2 separate regions of the Homo sapiens genome follow, and region 2 is linked to region 1. Evidence: read pairs that join two places in POLR2A ChIA-PET (ENCODE). Cell type or tissue: GM12878. All regions are shown on one strand. Each heading gives the region's core, and the rest is flanking DNA. Links, peaks and the distances in the headings are about the cores only. Region 1 holds the start of LOC107985078 (a long non-coding RNA gene). Region 2 has its middle 14 kb from the start of GPRC5C.

Region 1 (8,326 bases), core at 114-8,113:
CGAGGGAGGTAGGGAATGGGTGTCTCATTGGTCCCCTCTTTCAGTGGGAGGGAAGGGGGCGAGGGAGGTAGGGAATGGGTGTCTCATCGGTCCCCTCTTTCAGTGGGAGGGAAGGTGGCGAGGGAGGTAGGGCATGGGCAGCCCCCTCCTCCCAGCACATAATCACAATGGATCATTGTGACTGAGCACTTCAATTTGAATCATCACGATGATTCTTCTCAGATGGGGAAGTTGAGGCACAAAGTCATGTTGCTAGGAAATGGCAGAGCCAGGACTGGGGCCTGGCAGTCTGGGTCCCAGCTGGTGCTCCGGCTACCCTTCTAAACTGCCTCTCACGCACACACTTCCACCCCTACTCCCACGAGGGGCCTTGTGGGGTGGGGCAGGTAGGGGAGTTCCTGCCCTGTCCCTCAGTAGTTCCTGTAATTCCAGGAAGCCCCAACACCCAGGGTGTGCATTAGCCCTACCTAACTCAACCGGGGATAAGATACTGTCCAAGGAGGTAAACTGAGTCCTAACAGCGGGCAGGGTACTGAGGAGGGTGGGCTGTCATAGGGGTGCCCCATAGAAGCAGAGACAGGGGCTATGCTCCCTTCCTGGGTCAGCAGGGGAGCCAGGGCTGGTGACAGTCCCAAAAAGGGCTTGGGAACAGACAAGGCATGAGGGGTGGCCGCTCTGGGGTGAGGAGAGGCTGGTGAGGGGGCAGCAGGCAGCAGAGCTGTGAGCACAGCCGGGCTCCATGGATCCAGGAGATCCTCGTGGGTCCCTCTGGGTCCACCCAGATCGAGCTTGCGGATTTAGAATGCCCAGTCCCAGGAGGATGACAGCCCTGGGGCTCCCACCAGACTCCCTCAGCATTCTACGTGTGCCCTGGGTCAAACCCCCTTCCTTCACCACCTGGACTCCTGGGATAGGTTCATACCTGTGCTCAATGCATCAAAACTAACCTATGACCATCAGGTATCTGGCAAGGCCCCTTCTGGGATTCTCAGTGGAGGAGGGAAGCGGGAAGAGGAGGCCTGACCCTGGCAGCCTCATGTGGAAGTCTTTCCCAATCAGATGGGATTTCAGGTCAGCCAGTTACAGGAGAGGGCTCTAGATAGGATGGACCGGGGGCTTTGTGCGGGGAAAAGAATGAGGCCACTCACTCAGGCTCCCTGCCAGCTGGCCAGAAGCTAGGTGGTCACAGTGAGCCTCTTCTAGGATCTGGCCCCTGTCCCAGGCCCCAAAGCTTGCAGCATGAGCCCTGCTCTGGTGTCAGACCCCACTGAAGGTAAAACCTGGCTCTGAGTTCCCCGGTATGGGTCCCCATGGGATGCAACCAGAACCCAGCCAGCTGCTCCCGCTCTCATCCCAATGCCGGTGTTCCTGTGGACACGGGGAGGACCAGTGGCCTGAGGAGCACCCTCTGGGAGGGGGGCCTTCAGTGCTAGGGAGGGTGAGTGGCATGCACCAATGCCCATCCCACCCATGACCTTCATACAACCTCCAGACACTGCCAAGTTCACAGCGTCCTGGGCATTTGGTTCCTTTAGCTAACCAGGCTCCTGTAGTACACTGTCAGCACAGCTGCCACGATCCCCGCTTAAAGAGGGCTTTGTCTGGGTTCCATCTGTCCGGGCTCCAGCCCCCGCCCCACCCTCGAGAGCATCACCCTATTCCTGTCCCCTCTAGCACACAATGGAGCCCTTGTGCCCCTCCTCCAGGTGAGCCAGAGCTGAGCTGGAGAGGGGTGGGGACAGGTGCTCTGAGCTGCCAGGGAGACCAGCATGGGGTGCTCAGGCCAGGTCAACACGCTTGCTGAGCAAGGTCTCAGGGACAGAGTGCAAAAGGAGGCCAGGTTTCCTGCCTTCCGACCCTCAAGGATCATGTCAATAACCTGGAAAGTGCCAGAGCACAGGGAGGCACCTAATCCTACTCCTAGAGGAAGACTTCCTGGAAGAGGTGGCACTAGCATTGAGTCCTAAAGAATGAGAGAGGTGGAGTGGAGAGAGAATTTCGGACTATTACATGAGCAAGGCAAAGAGGCGATGGGCAGGCTGTGGCACTGGTTCTCAGCTCAGATCACTGGGGTTTCTTGTGAGAAACACTGGGTCGGGAAGAGAGAGCTGGAGCTTCACCTTCCACTCAATGTGCCAAGGCTCTTCACTGCACAGATCCGAGAACTGACGTGTGCATCTACAGAGGCCAGCACACGCATGCCCCACCCACCCAGGCACCCCCCCCACCCCGTGAGCACATGCAGTCCCTACTAGGGGAGGCTTCTGTACATCCTCTGAGCCTCCCTCTAAAGGCCCCCCTGGTTGGCACACAGCAGATGTCCAAGAGACGTTTGCTGAATAAAGCTTTCGTTTATAGGGAGTGGTGATTGTGCCAGGCATGGTGCCAAGGGCTTGGCGTGTGTTTTCCCTGACAGCTTAAGAGTGGGCACTCTTGCCGGGCACGGTGGCTCATGCCTGTAATCCCAGCACTTTGGGAGGCTGAGGTGGGCAGATCACTTGAGGTCAGGAGTTCGAGACCAGCCTGGCCAACATGGCGAAACCCCGTCTCTACTAAAATACTAAAAATACAAAAACTAGCCGGGCATGGTGGCACGCGCCTGTAGTCCCAGCTACTTGGGGGGCTGAGGCAGGAGAATCACTTAAACCTGAGAGGCAGAGGTTGCAGTGAGCCAAGATTGTGCCACCACACTCCAGCCTGGGTGACAGAGCGAGACTCTGTCTCAAAAAAACAAAAACAAACAAATAAAAAAAGAGAGGGCACTCTTATTATCACTTGCCTGGAGATGAGGAATCAGTTGGGTTAAGTAAATTACCCACAGCCTCACTGCAAAGTGCAGAGCTGGGCAGATTCAGAGTTGTGGGTCTCAGAACCCAGCCTGCCCACCATGCTTCTCCAAGGGCACGAGTGGACAAACAGCTGCCTGGCTGGGGGGAGTACCCGCTTGTTAGAGGTGGAACTGTGTCCCCCCGAGATTTCATGTTGTGAAGCCCTAATGCCTAGTGCCTTAGAATGTGACCTTATTTGGAAATGGGGTTGTTGCAGGTGTAATCAGTTGAGGAAGGATGAGGTCACATTGGAGTAGGGGGAGCCCTTTATCCACTATGACGAGTGTCGTTATGAAAAGGGGAAATTTGGGCACAGGTCTGCATAGAGGGAAGCTGCTAGGAAGAGACACAGGGAGAAGATGCTCATCTAAAGCCAAGGGGAGCCAGGCATGGTGGCTCACGCCTGTAATCCCAGAACTTTGGGAGGTCGATCACCTGAGGTCAGGAGTTCAAGAACAGCCTAGCCAACATGGTGAAATCCCATCTCTACTAAAAGTACAAGAATTAGCTGGGTGTGGTGGTACACGCCTGTAGTCCCAGCTACTTGGGAGGCTGAGGCATGAGAATCTCTTGAACCCAGGAGGCAGAGGTTGCAGTGAGCGGAGATTATGCCACTGCAATCCAGCCTGGGTCAGGGAGTGAGATTCTGTTTCATAAATAAATAAATAAGCATAAAGCCAAGGAGAGAGGCCTGGAGCAAACCCTTCCCTGCTGCCATGTTGATTGTGGACTTCCACCTACTGTGAGACAGTAAGTGGCTGTTGTTGAAGCCACACAGTGTGTGGCACTTTGCTACAGCAGCTTGCAAACTAATACAACATCCAAGGCAGGCTCACCTGCCATAGGGAGCTGAGTGTTGCCACACCCCAGGTGGGGCTTCAGCCAGCTCCTCCCCCAGCCTTAAGCAGGTGGGCTCAGCATGGGCATTCTCTCTCACAGCCCCCCCGGGGAATGCATTCTCATGCTCATACTGGGTGCCTGTCTCTGGGAGGTTTCAATGGCAACTTTGCTCACATGGGAGGCGGGCAGCTTCAAGCCAGAGCTCTGTCCCTCCAAGCCCATCTGCTGCTGCAGCTCCAGGCTCCCAACTCAGCAGAGGCTCTGGCTTGAGACCCCACCTCCACGGCCTCCTCTCCCAGCCCTGCTCTTAGTTCAATGCAGATTTTGACCTTTCCAGAGTTCCAGACGGAGTCGGAGTCTTTTAAGCTGGAAACTCAAGATCCCGTAGGGAAGTGGGGGCCTCAGGCCAGGGAGAGGAGGTCTCATCCATAAGCTGTGTCCCTATCGGGGGACCAGGCTCATCCCAAGCATCTAGGTGAGAAATACTTTGCACAAAGCATGTCACACTACTAGGCTGCAGCTGCATTTATCAGCTTTGCACTTTTAACAGGATTCTTTCTGGCCTCCAAATGCCTGAGCACGGACCAGGCTTTCTCAGGCTTGGCACTGTTGACATTTTGGGCTGGATCATTCTTTGCTGTGGGGGCAGTTCTGTGCATTGTAGAATGTTGAGCAGTATCCCTGGCCGCTACCCACTAGATGCCAGTCGCACCCTTCCCCCGGTTGTGACACTGCCAAATGTTCCTGGGGGCAAAATTGCCCTGGTTGAGAACCACTGACTTAGACCATTCCTCCCACAGCCTCCAAGGCTAGTGGCAAAAATCTCCGAGGGAGGGGGTGCCACAAGTGAGGCTCAGTTTGACATTGCTGTGTGACTTTTAGGAAGCTCCAACACTTCTCTGGGCCTCAAGTTTTTCCCAGTTGGAAGTCAGGAGGACCAACATGGCTGTAGCCTTGAGAGGAGAAATCATATTATACCAACACCCCTATCCTACTCAGGAAGCCTCAGCAGATAATCTGGCTCTGGCTTTATCTGCAGCCCAGGGAGCCAGGCCACAGCCCCTTCATTCTTACAGGTAAAACTAAACCACAACAAATCCTGATTCTAGGCCTTGTAAGGCTGTTTCTGTTTCTGTTTCTGTTTGTTTGTTTGTTTGTTTCTTTAAAGGAGAATTTGTTGCTGGCCATGTTTCTAGTTGTAAACATACCATCCTGGGAGTCCTCAATAAAGGCAACGTTGATCCCAGGAAGGGTGTCCCTGGGGCCTGTCAGCCTTCAGGCTGGATGGAGAAGGCCAAAGTTGACCCTGCTGAGCTCATAAAGCCACCAAAGCCCAGCTGGCTGCTTAGGACACAGCCACACCTGGCTGATGTCCTGGTCAGATTCCTGCCTGGCTATACGATTCTGAGACCTGGAGGCTTAGGATGGGGAGTGTGTATAACCAAGAATATACTAGGGCTGTGTCTCTCAAAGGGTCTGCAGATACCTTCACCTGAGTCACCCAGGGAGCTTATAAAATGCAGATTCTCAGGCACTTCCCACACGCGCACAGTCAGAATCTGTGGGGAAATGGGCCCATAAATCTGCAGGTTAACAAGCACCCTTCCTTGTATCCATCCAGATGCTGAGTGTAAGGATCCTTGCAACCTAGAGGATTATGCACAAGAGCCAAAAAGAACAACCCACACACCCATCAACTGATGAAAGGATAAACAGAACACGGTGAATCCACACCTCAAACATTATTCAGCCAGCAAAAGGAGTGAAGTTCAGGTGACTGGATACAGTGGCTCACACCTGCAATCCCAGCACTTTGGGAGGCCAAGGCAGGAGGATTGCTTGAGCCCAGGGGTTTGAGACCAGCCTGGGCAAGATAGCCAGACCACACCTCTACTAAAAATTAAAAAAATCAACTGGGCACTGTGGCATGTGCCTATAGTCCCAGCTACTCAGGAGGCTGAGGTGGGAGGATCCTTTGAGCCCAGGAATTCAAGGTGGCAGTGACAAAGTGAGACCCCCATCTCAAAAAAAAAAAAGAAAAAAAAAGAAAAAAAAAAGGAGTGAAGTTCTGATAGGAGCTATAATGTGAATGAACTTGAACTTCAAAAATATTAGGACCAGCCAGGCACAGTGGATTGTATCCATCCAGATGCTGAGTGTAAGGATCCTTGCAACCTAGAGGATTATGCACAACATAAGGAGTGAAGTTGTATCACTTAATGAAGTTGTATCATAAGGAGTGAAGTTGATAAAGATTACACCTGTAATCCCACCACTTTGGGAGGCCAAGGCGGGTGGACCACTTGAAGTCAGGAGTTCGAGACCAGCCTGGCCAACATGAGGAAACCCGTCTCTACTAAAAATACAAAATTAGCCAGACATGGTGGCACACACCTGTAATCCCAGCTACTTGGGAGACTGAGACAGAAGACTCACTAGAACCTGGGAGGCAGAGGTCGCAGTGAGCTAAGATAGCGCCACGGCACTCCAGCCTGGGTGACAGCCAGACTGTGTCTCAAAAAAAAAAAAAAAAAAAAATTAGGACCACATACTGCATGATTCCATTCACATTCAATGTCCAGAAGGGGCAATATGGAGATGGATAGTACTTTAGTGGCTGCCTGGGGCTGGGAGGGGCTGGGGACACAGGCAGGTGGCTAAGCGGGGAGAGGTAAAGAATCCTGACCCCCTCCCCTAGCCACTCTCCACCAGCTCAGCTCTTTGGGGAACCAGGGCCAAGAAGCGTCCAGATGGTCGGTGTGCAGGGAGTTTCCCACCTCACTGCCCCCAGGCAGGCAGGTGGGCTAAAGACAGCTGCTCCCGCAGCACTTCTGGGCTCGGGCAGCTGACATCTGTCACCTTATACTTTATTTATCTTTCCCAACAGCCTCCCAGTTGCGTGGCTGCGCTCCCCCTTACATTATCTCCTTTAATCCTCTCGACAGCTCTCGGGGTGGGTGGGGCAGGTTTCCTGTTCTCCTGTCTTCTGATGAGGAAGCAGAGGCCCAGGGAGAGTTTCAACTTGCCCACCAGTATGCGACCAGGACATGGCAGGGCTGAGAGAGCCTGGGTGCTCTGGTTCCTGGGTCCCAGGCTGTATAGCCTCTGTTCTCGGGAGCTCAGGGCTCCTCTTGCCTACATTTCTCCTTTCCATCCCAGGAGTCACGCTGTCCGGCCAGATCTCCCCTGGTGGCCCTTCTGCCTTCGCTCCTCTTTCCTTTCCCACCCTCACCCAGCCCTCCTGGCCTAGGCCCCACAGCTAGGCCTGGTGGGAGCCCTTACCTGGCTCTACAGCACCCCGGGAGCAGAGGGGGGTGGCAGCAGGTAAATGCTAATGATGGGACATACACATGGTCAGCTGACTTAACTCCTGCAGACAAACAGCCTGGGAGAGCTAGGAGGAGGGTCTGTGGGCTGCAGGCTTTGGGAGGGATGGGGGATTGGAGGAGACGGCTGTTTGATCTGTAGCTTTTTCCCCCACCTGGAACGCTGAGGCCCCACCAGCCTCTCAGGCTGTCCCTGGCTCCTCTGGGGCCCCAGAGGTAAATTAAACCAGGCCCACCTGGTACTTCCCCGCTTCCTGTGTTTACACGTTAGGGTCTGATCTCACCCCAGGAGCTACTAAGACATGGAGCTCCCACCTTACTTCCAGGAACACACACACACACACACACACACACACACACACAAACACACACACACACACACACACACACACACTGAGGTGTTCATTTGGGAACCGTCCTGAGTGCTCTGACACAGGAAGAGGGAGCAGGAAGGCTCAAGGGCCAGGTTTTGTTTACCTCTGGGACCCGAAGCCATCCCATATTTCAGCCCTTGAGACACATTCACATTTATTAACCCCTGTGAAGACACATGCCAGGCACTGTGTTATGCACTGTGCCTCCGTTAGCCACAGGGACCCTCTAAAGAAGGCATTGTGACTACTAATGGAATTGAACGGGGTCCTGGAATCACTGGCCTTCCAAGGCAACTGGACTATCCCCATTAAAAATCCAAACCGGCTGGGCACAGTGGCTCACACCTGTAATCCCAACAGTTTGGGAGGCTGAGGCGGGTGTATCACTTGAGGTCAGGAGTTCGAGACCAGCCTGGCCACCATAGCAAAACCCTGTCTCTACTAAAATTACAAAAATTAGCTGGGCACGGTGGCGCGCGCCCGTAATCCCAGCTACATGGGAGGCTGAGGCAGGAGAATCGCTTGAATCCAGGAGGCGGAGGTTGCAGTGAGCCAAGATTGCACCACTGTACTCCAGCCTAGGTGACAGAGCAAGACTCCATCACAAGAAAAAAAAAAAAATCCAAATCCGAACTCCAGCTTCCCCAGAATCCAAGCACCCTGGGTTCCTGTCCCAGAGGACTCTCCGCCTGTGGGAATGTCCCCTTCTGCCAAGCCTCGTTGCCACAATCTCCTTCATTTGAAGTGTCCCCAGGAGAACAATGCCTAGACTAAAGAAAGCTGCCCCAGGACCCCTCACGGTGGCCCAGCCCAGCGGGTTACTGTGTCCCCGGTCCACCTCTCCCCACTCAGGACGAACATGTCCTGGCTCAGCTCCCAAATACACCCACCTGTCCATGGTGCCTCCAGGCCTTAGGAGGAAGGACAGAGCTTTGACGGGCCAGCTGGCCCCATCAGA
Region 2 (8,326 bases), core at 110-8,109, 83 kb before region 1:
GTAATACCAGAACTTTGGGAGGCTGAGGCAGGTGGATTGCTTGAGGCCAGGAGTTCAAGACCAGCCTGGTGAACATGGTGAAACCCCATCTCTACTAAAAATACAAAAATTAGCTGGGCGTAGTGGCAGGCAACTGTAATCCCAGCTACTCAGGAGGCTGAGGCAGGAGAATCGCTTGAATCCAGCAGGCAGAGGTGGCAGTGAGCCAAGATCATGCCACTACACTCCAGCCTGGGTGAGTGAGTGGGACTCCATCTCAAAAAAAAAAAAAAAAAAGAAAGAAAGAAAGAAAAGAAAAGAAAACGAGAGCCTTACATTTCTTTTTCTCTATTCTTCCCTGTTTTTTGCCTTACCACTATTGAAAAGATAATTAAAGGATTAGGCATCGCCTCCTTTCTTGTGCCCTCTTTCCCCCTTCCCAAAATACTTCCCATGCCTGTCTGAAGTCATCCCTATGAAAACATGGTTCCTGGGAGTTCTAGATTCACCTTCTTCGCAATCTCCTGTAAGCTTTATTAAGACCATAACCTGGCCCAGTGTGGTGGCTCATGCCTATAATCCCAGCACTTTGGGAGGCCAAGGCAGGAGGATTGCTTGAGCCGAGGAGTTTGAGAACAGACTCAGTGACATAGCAAGACCCCGTTTCTTAAAAAAATACAAAAATAAGCTGGATATAATGGTGCATGCCTGTGTTTCCAGCCACTTGGGAGACCGAGAGAGGAGGATCGCCTGAGCCCGGGAGGTCAAGGTTGCAATGAGCCGAAATCCTGCCACTGCACTCCAGCCTGGGTCACAAAGTGAGACCTTGTCTCAAAAAAACGAAAAATGAATGAATTTTAAAAAGACTATTACCCACTGTATAAAACACCCTTAATATAAGTAACTCCACCTTAGAAAAACATTTCATTTTATATTTCATAGAGTACTTTCCCAACGAGAATAAGATGTTTTGCTTGGCCAGGTGCCGTGTCTCATGCCTGTACTTCCAGCAATTTGAGAGGCCTTGGAGGATGGATTGCTTGAGCCCAGGAGTTTGAGACCAGCCTGGGCAACATGGCAAAACCCCGTCTCTACCAAAATACAAAAATTAGCTGGGTGTGGTGGCGTGCACCTGTAGTCCCAGCTACTCAGGAGGCTGATGCAGGAGGATCGCTTTAGCCCAGTAGGCAGAGGTTACAATGAACCAAGATCGCACCACTGCTCTCCAGCCTGGGCAACAGAGTGAGACCCTGTCCCTTGACCCCCAGAAAAGTTTTGCTTAATAAATCAACAAACAAAGACTGCATCCAACCAGATAAGGATGGACAAAGAAGCACACTCTCACGATCAGTTCTCACCAAAGGATTCTGTAACCATTAAAAGAGCAGGCCTTCGGCCAGGCGCGGTGGCTCACGCTTGTAATCCCAGCAGTTTGGGAGGCTGAGGCGGGTGGGTCACCTGAGGTCAGGAGTTCGAGACCAGTCTGACCAACATGGAGAAACTCCATCTCTACTAAGAATACAAAAACTAGCTGGGTGTGGTGGCGCATGCCTGTAATCCCGGCTCCTCAGGAGGCTAAGGCAGGAGAATCGCTTGAACTCAGGAGGCGGAGGTTGCAGTGAGCCGAGATTGTGCCATTGCACTCCAGCCTGGGCAACAAGAGTGAAACCTCAGTTTCAGGGAAAAAAAAAGAGCAGGCCTTCTTCTAGTGGTCCTAGCACAGCCTTGCACTGCCTCCTGATAACAACCCAGTCTCTGCCTTCGAAGCCTCTACCACATCAAAGACTCTTCCTTGCAGGACTGAAGAGCAGGGCCCAGACCAGGACTCCTTTTGTCTTCTTTGCTCCTGCTGGACTGGTTTGTTAACTCTTTCTCCTATCTCTCTCCTCTCGATGTTAAATGCTACTTTGTTTGTTGTGGAATGGTTAATGTATAACGTGTATATATTGCTTAAGTGTATTATTATGTATGGTTTGCAGTATTGATGGACCCATATGTGCGGCTCTAAGTACAGGCGAACGGGAAGTACTAAGGAGAATTGCCTCCTTGGGAACTCCATGTAGCTCATGGCTTTTGTGATTGAAATGCGTCAGTAAAAGCCTGACATTGTGGAAAGACACAAGCACGCGTGCGCTTGGTTATCTCTAACCTTGCACTGTTCTTGACACTCACCCAAACCTGTCTATCAGAATTTTTATTTTATCAAAGTGCTCCAGGTGACTGTTACGTCTAATAAAGTTTGAGAGCCAATGAAATACAAATCCATTTTCTTTTCTTTTCTTTCTTTCTTTCTTTCTTTTTTTTTTTTTTGAGTTGGAGTTTTGCTCTTGTTGCCCAGGCTGGAGTGCAATAGCGTGATCTCGGCTCACCGCAACCTCCGCCCCCTGGGTTCAAGCGATTCTCCTGCCTCAGCCTCCCGAGTAGCTGGGACTACGGGCGTGCGCCACCACGCCCGGCTAATTTTGTATTTTTAGTAGACATGGGGTTTCTCCATGTTGGTCAGGCTGATCTCGAACTCCCGACCTCAGGTGATCCACCCACCTCGGCCTCCCAAAAGTGCTGGGATTACAGGCATGAGCCACCGCACCTGGCCCAAATCCATGTTCAAAACAAGCAAATGCTTCCCAGGAGGGTTAAAGTGGAGTCTGGGGGCTGAGGAGCCGTAGCTGTGATCGGATTGTGTGTGGTAGGATGGCAATACGATTAAACCAACTCCTGGGAAAGGAGGTTTGATGGGGAGAGAAGCAGTGAGAGTCAGAGAGCATGGAATCCTTTTTTTTTTTTTTTTTTTTTTTTGAGACGGAGTCTCGCTCTGTTGCCCAGGCTGGAGTGCAGTGGCGGGATCTCGGCTCACTGCAAGCTCCGCCTCCCGGGTTCACGCCATTCTCCTGCCTCAGCCTCCCCAGTAGCTGGGACTACAGGCGCCCGCCACTACGCCCGGCTAATTTTTTGTATTTTTAGTAGAGACGGGGTTTCACCGTTTTAGCCGGGATGGTCTCGATCTCCTGACCTCGTGATCCGCCCGCCTCGGCCTCCCAAAGTGCTGGGATTACAGGCGTGAGCCACCGCGCCCGGCCTGAGTATGGAATCCTTGGTGGGGAGGCTTGCTGTGAGAAGCCTTGGTTAGCTGCACACAAAGCGAAGCCCTAGGGAGGGAGGGGCAGAGAGCACAGAGAAAATGAGCCAACCCCAAAGGCAAGATCTTATCAAGATATTTTGGGAGCTGACTCTTTGCACGTTGTCTCTTCCGGGACATCAAAGGCAATTATCATGGAATGATTATCTGCTGTTGTCTGGTCTTGCCCCATCACTCCTAACTTCCTCTTTCTAGAAAATGGTAAGGCTCCGGAGAAAAAGTAAATCAGCCGAAAGGATCGGAGCTCCTCGTTATGGGGTATTTTAGGTCCTGATGGCAATTTCAGAGAAACCACACTCAGTAACCTTCCTTGATGTTTTCCGTTAAGGAAAACCTAGCCATGAGGAGTCTTTAGAAAGCTACAAGCACACCTGGAGGTTCTTTGCATCCAATTTTCATAGAGAATATTGCCCATTCAAAGGTGAATTGCACAGGCCACTAGCTTGTCTTGTTTCTGCTCTTTTTTCTTTGCATCACTCTGGCCATTCACTGCTTTTTGTTCTCAGATGTGGGGCAGAAGCCACAGACTTAGAAGAAAGAAGGGAGTAGACCTTCCAGGGGAACTGTGGCTCCCGGGCCTCCGCTTGTCATAAGTCATTTTGGGGTTTTTGGTTTTTGAGATGAAGTCTCGCTCTGTCGCCCAGGCTGGAGTGCAGTGGTGGGATCTCAGTTCACTACAACCTCCGCCTCCCAGGTTCAAGTGATTCTCCTGCCTCAGCCTCCCAAGTAGCTAGAATTCCAGGTGCCCGCCACCACGGGCAGCTAATTTTGATATTTTTAGTAGAGATGGGGTTTCGCCATGCTAGCCAGGCTGGTCTCGAACTCCTGACCTCAGGTGATCCACCCACATCGGCCTCCCAAAGTGCTGGGATTACAGGCATGAGCACCCACGCCTGGCCTGTCCTAGGTCATTTTGGTCGGCTTAAACTAAAGCAGCCTGTGCAGCAGGGATTTATTCCCAGCAGCCCTTTTGCCCTAATGTCATATTGCCTTTCAAAACAGTTGTCCTGCTCTCCTGGCCATTTCCTAACCAGGGCTACAAGCAGCAGCTCGGTGCCTTCCCTGTCCTTGGAGCTGCTCTGGCAATGAAATGTGATCCAGAAAAGCCCCTCTCAGACGCTATGCAGTCTGCTGTCTGCCTGCCCTAGCGCACCTTCCTAACACCCCTCCTGCAGGGACCAAGGGCTCTCTCTTCTCAGGGTCAGGCACAGAGCCACAGTCTGACCCAACTGGCTGCCCTCCCCACCCCAGCACAGGTGCATAGCCAGCTGTTGACAGTGCATGGCTGCGTCTACAGCCATACCACCCTGAACGCACCCGATCTCGTCTCATCTAGGAAGCTAAGCAGGGTTGGGCCTGATTAGTACTTGGATGGGAGACAGTGCACGGCTGCTGAAACAGCCTGCCACACAGGAGGGAATAACAGAAGTTACAGTCACACAGAGCATCGGATTTCACTGGCCATTCTAGTTCCAGGTTTCAGTTGAACCATGAGCACTGTGCAGGGAGCCAGGAGACCCAGGTTCAGGACTCAGCCTGACCAATGAGTCACGGGCTGTGTTGCCCTGGAGTTGTCTTTTCGCCTCTTTTGAGCTTCTTAGTCACCCATGCAAATTATAATGACTCACATTTACTATGCCACAGGGACCATTAGAAGTTAAATATTAACTCCTTTGGTCCTCCCAGCAGTCTTTTTGTTGTTGTTTTTTTGAGATAGAGTCTCACTGTGTTGCCCAGGCTGGAGTGCAGCGGCTCACTCAACCTCTGTCTCCTGGGTTCAAGTGATTCTCTTGCCTTAGCCTCCCAAGTAGCTGGACTACAGGTGTGAGCCACCAGGCCTGGCTAATTTTTGTATTTTTATTAGAGACAGGGTTTCGCCATGTTGGCCAAGCTGATCTCCAACTCCCTGCCTCAAGCGATCCACCCACCTCGGCCTCCCAAAGTGCCGGAATTACAGGGATAAGCTGCCATACCCAGCCTTCCGGCACTTTTATAAGACAGATACAGTTATCCTTTCACAAGAGGAGACTCAGAGAAGGCTGAAGCAACTTACTCAAGGTCAATAGCTAGTAAGTGATGTTGATTTTTCTTTTGTAGAAATGGGATTTCACTGTATTGCCCAGCCTGCTCTTGAACTCCTGGCTTCCAGTGATCCTCCTGCCTCAGCAACCCAAAGTGCTGGGATTACTGGTGTCTGCCATGCCCAGCCAATATTTGAGACAGGGTTTTGCTCTGTCACCCAGGCTGGAGCTCAGTGGTGCAAACATGGCTCACTGCAGCCTCGACCTCCTGGGCTCAGGAGATCCTCCTGAGTAGCTGGAACCACAGGCACGCCATGCCTGGCTAAATTTTTTATTTTTAATTTTTTTTATAGAGATAGGTTCTTGCCATGTTGCCCAGGCTGGTCTTGAACTCCTGGCCTTCAGCGATCCTCCTGCCTCTCAGTCTCCCAAAGTGCTGAGATTACAGACATGAGCCACTGTATCCAGCCAATAGTTGACTTTGTTTTTTTTTTGAGACAGAGTTTTGCTCTTGTTGCCCAAGCTGTAGTGCAATGGGGCGATCTCAGCTCACTGCAACCTCCTCCTCCCGGGTTCAAGCAGTTCTCCTGCCTCAGCCTCCCGAGGAGCTGGGACTACAGGCGCGTGCCACCACACCTGGCTAATTTTTTGTATTTTTAGTAGAGATGGGGTTTCACCATGTTAGCCAGGCTGGTCTCAGGTCAACTCCTGACCTCAGGTGATCCACCTGCCTTGGCCTCTGATTACAGGCGTGAGCCACCGCGCCTGGCCAATAGTTGACTTTTAACCACTATGCATGCTGTCTCTGATGGGATAGGATAAAGGTATTAGCTATCTACCACAAAGTGTAGTGGTGTAAAGCAATAAACATGTAGGATAACATGCAATTTCTGTGGATCAAGAATGAGGGAGTGGCTTAAGTGAGGGTTCTGGATGAAGGTGTCATGAAGTTGTAGTCAAGATGTCAACTTGCTAGGTGCGGTGGCTCACACCTGTCAGCAGCTCAGGAGCTCAAGACTAGCCTGGGCAACATGGTGAGACCCTGCCTCTGCTAAAAATAGGAAAATTAGCCAGGCATGATGTGCCTGTGGTTCCAGCTACTTGGGAGAGTCACCTGAACCTAGGAGGTCAAGGCTGCAGTGAGCCATGTTTGTACCACCGCACTCCAGCCTGGGCGACAGAGCAAGACTCCGCCTCAAAAAAATAAATAAAAAGGAAACACAGAAGTCAACTATTGGCCGGGCATGGTGGCTCACCCCAGTAATCAAAGTGTCAGCAAAGCCATGTTCCCTCTGAAGTCTCTCGGGAAGAATCCTTCCTTGTCCCTTCCAGCTTGTGGTGGCCGCAGGCAATTGTTGGCACTTCTTGGCTTGCAGTAGCATCACCCCAGTCTCTTTTTTGTTGTTGTTGCTGTTGTTTTTTTTGTTTTGTTTTGTTTTGTTTTTTTGAGATGGAGTCTCACTCTGTCGCCCAGGCTGGAGTGCAGTGGCGCCATCTCAGCTCACTGCAAGCTCCGCCTCCCGGGTTCACGCCATTCTCCTGCCTCAGCCTCCCGAGGAGCTGGGACTACAGGCGCTCGCCACCATGCCCAGCTAATTTTTTGTATTTTTAGTAGAGACGGGGTTTCACCGTGTTAGCCAGGATGGTCTTCATCTCCTGACCTCATGATCTGCCCGCCTCAGCCTCCCAAAGTGCTGGGATTATAGGCGTGAGCCACCGTGCCCGGCCTGCTGTTGTTGTTTTTTTGGAAACAGAGTCTTGCCCTGTTGCTCAGGCTGGAGTGCAGTGGTGTAATCATAGCTCACTGCAGCCTCAGGCTCCTGCCTCAAGTGATCCTCCTGCCTCAGCCTTCCGAGTGGCTAGTACCATAGGCACATACCACCACACCCAGCTGCTTTATGTATTTTTCATAGAGATGAGATTTTGCCATGTTGTCCAGGCTGCTCTCGAACTCCTGGGCTAAAGCGATCCTCTTGCCTCAGCCTCCCGAAGTGCTGGGATTACAGGCGTGAGCCTCCGTGCTTGCTTGCTTCTGTTGTTACATGGCCTCCCTATGTTCTGTGTCTCCTCACTTCCAGTCCTATAGGATTAGGTCCACCCTAATCAACTATGACCTCATTGTCACTTGATTTTATCTGCAAAGACCCTATTTCCAAACAAGGTAACATTCACAGTTTCAGGGGATTAGAACTTCCCCATTCACAGTTTCAGGAGGTTAGAACTTCAGATATCTTTGGGCAGGGGCGGTGAGGGGCACAATTTAAACGACAACCCAGGCTTCATGATGTGAAAAGCCCTGTGTACATATGAGTCAGTGTCACCTTCATTACTGAGGTGCTGGGAGAAATCATGATCATGGAAGCTGAGGAAAGAGTGATGATTAGACTGACCTGCCTTGTCAATGACATCATCAGCAGATAGCAGCATAGGCGGGCAATTCTTTTAAGTCACTTTGTGTATTTATTTATTTGTTTTTATTTTATTTTATTTTATTTTATTTTATTTTTTTGAGATAGAGTCTCACTCTGTCACCAAGGCTGGAGTGCAGCGGTGCGACCTTGGCCCACCGCAACCTCTGCCTCCTGAGTTCAAGCGATTCTCGTGCCTCAGCCTCCTGAGTAGATGGGATTACAGTCGCCTGCCACCACACCTGGCTAATTTTTGTATTTTTAGTAGAAACGAGGTTTCACCATGTTGGCTGGGCTGGTCTCAAACTCCTGACTTCAAATGACCCACCCGCCTTGGCCTCCCAAAGTGTTGGGTTTACAGGCCCGGCCTTTATTTTTATTTTTTTGAGACAGGGTGTCACTTTGTCACACAGGCTGGAGTGCAATGGCATGATCATAGCTCACTGCAGACTTGAACTCCTGGGCTCAGGTGATCCTCCCGCTTCAGCCTCCTGAGTAGCTGGGACCATAGGCACATACCAGCCACCACACCCAGCTCCTTAAGTCACTTCGAAAGCCCTTGATACCTAGGCCATTTTTCCAAGCTGTGGATGCCCTCTCTCACTGGAGGGTCCTCATGGCTTTCAGTGGATTCTGGATTCTGCCGACAGAATTTGTCTCCATTGATTTCTTCCTTGGATGTTTTATCCTCCTAAGGCCGATTTGGCTCCAGAACTTTCCCACCTGACTATCCCAAACATCTCTATGCCCCGTGTCTTCCTCTATGTTTCAGAAGCCACCAT

Evidence for each region. Peaks named below come from ENCODE experiments on the same cell type or tissue, not always from the same donor. Only the 100,000 strongest peaks of a DNase experiment are listed, where the experiment ranks them.
Region 2: POLR2A ChIA-PET joins it to region 1 with 5 read pairs; 2 of 35 experiments call an interaction of 5 or more read pairs at or near these places.

What each region holds. Positions count from the first base shown.
Region 1 is chr17:74,331,242-74,339,567 of GRCh38, reverse strand. All of the region lies in intron 2 of KIF19 (kinesin family member 19), which reads right to left. LOC107985078 (a long non-coding RNA gene) reads right to left here and starts at 2,193. Exons shown (of 3, transcript XR_007065897.1): 1 at 1-2,193. RefSeq lists an enhancer at 6,424-6,718. In GM12878, for the core only: no CTCF peak of the experiment used is centred there; a DNase peak (open chromatin) is centred at 4,885; H3K27me3 peaks cover 430 bases.
Region 2 is chr17:74,413,783-74,422,108 of GRCh38, reverse strand. It overlaps the pseudogene RNA5SP448. Among named protein-coding and RNA genes, the nearest start is that of GPRC5C, 14 kb to the left of the region's middle. In GM12878, for the core only: no CTCF peak of the experiment used is centred there; DNase peaks (open chromatin) are centred at 4,758 and 7,358; H3K27ac peaks cover 188 bases.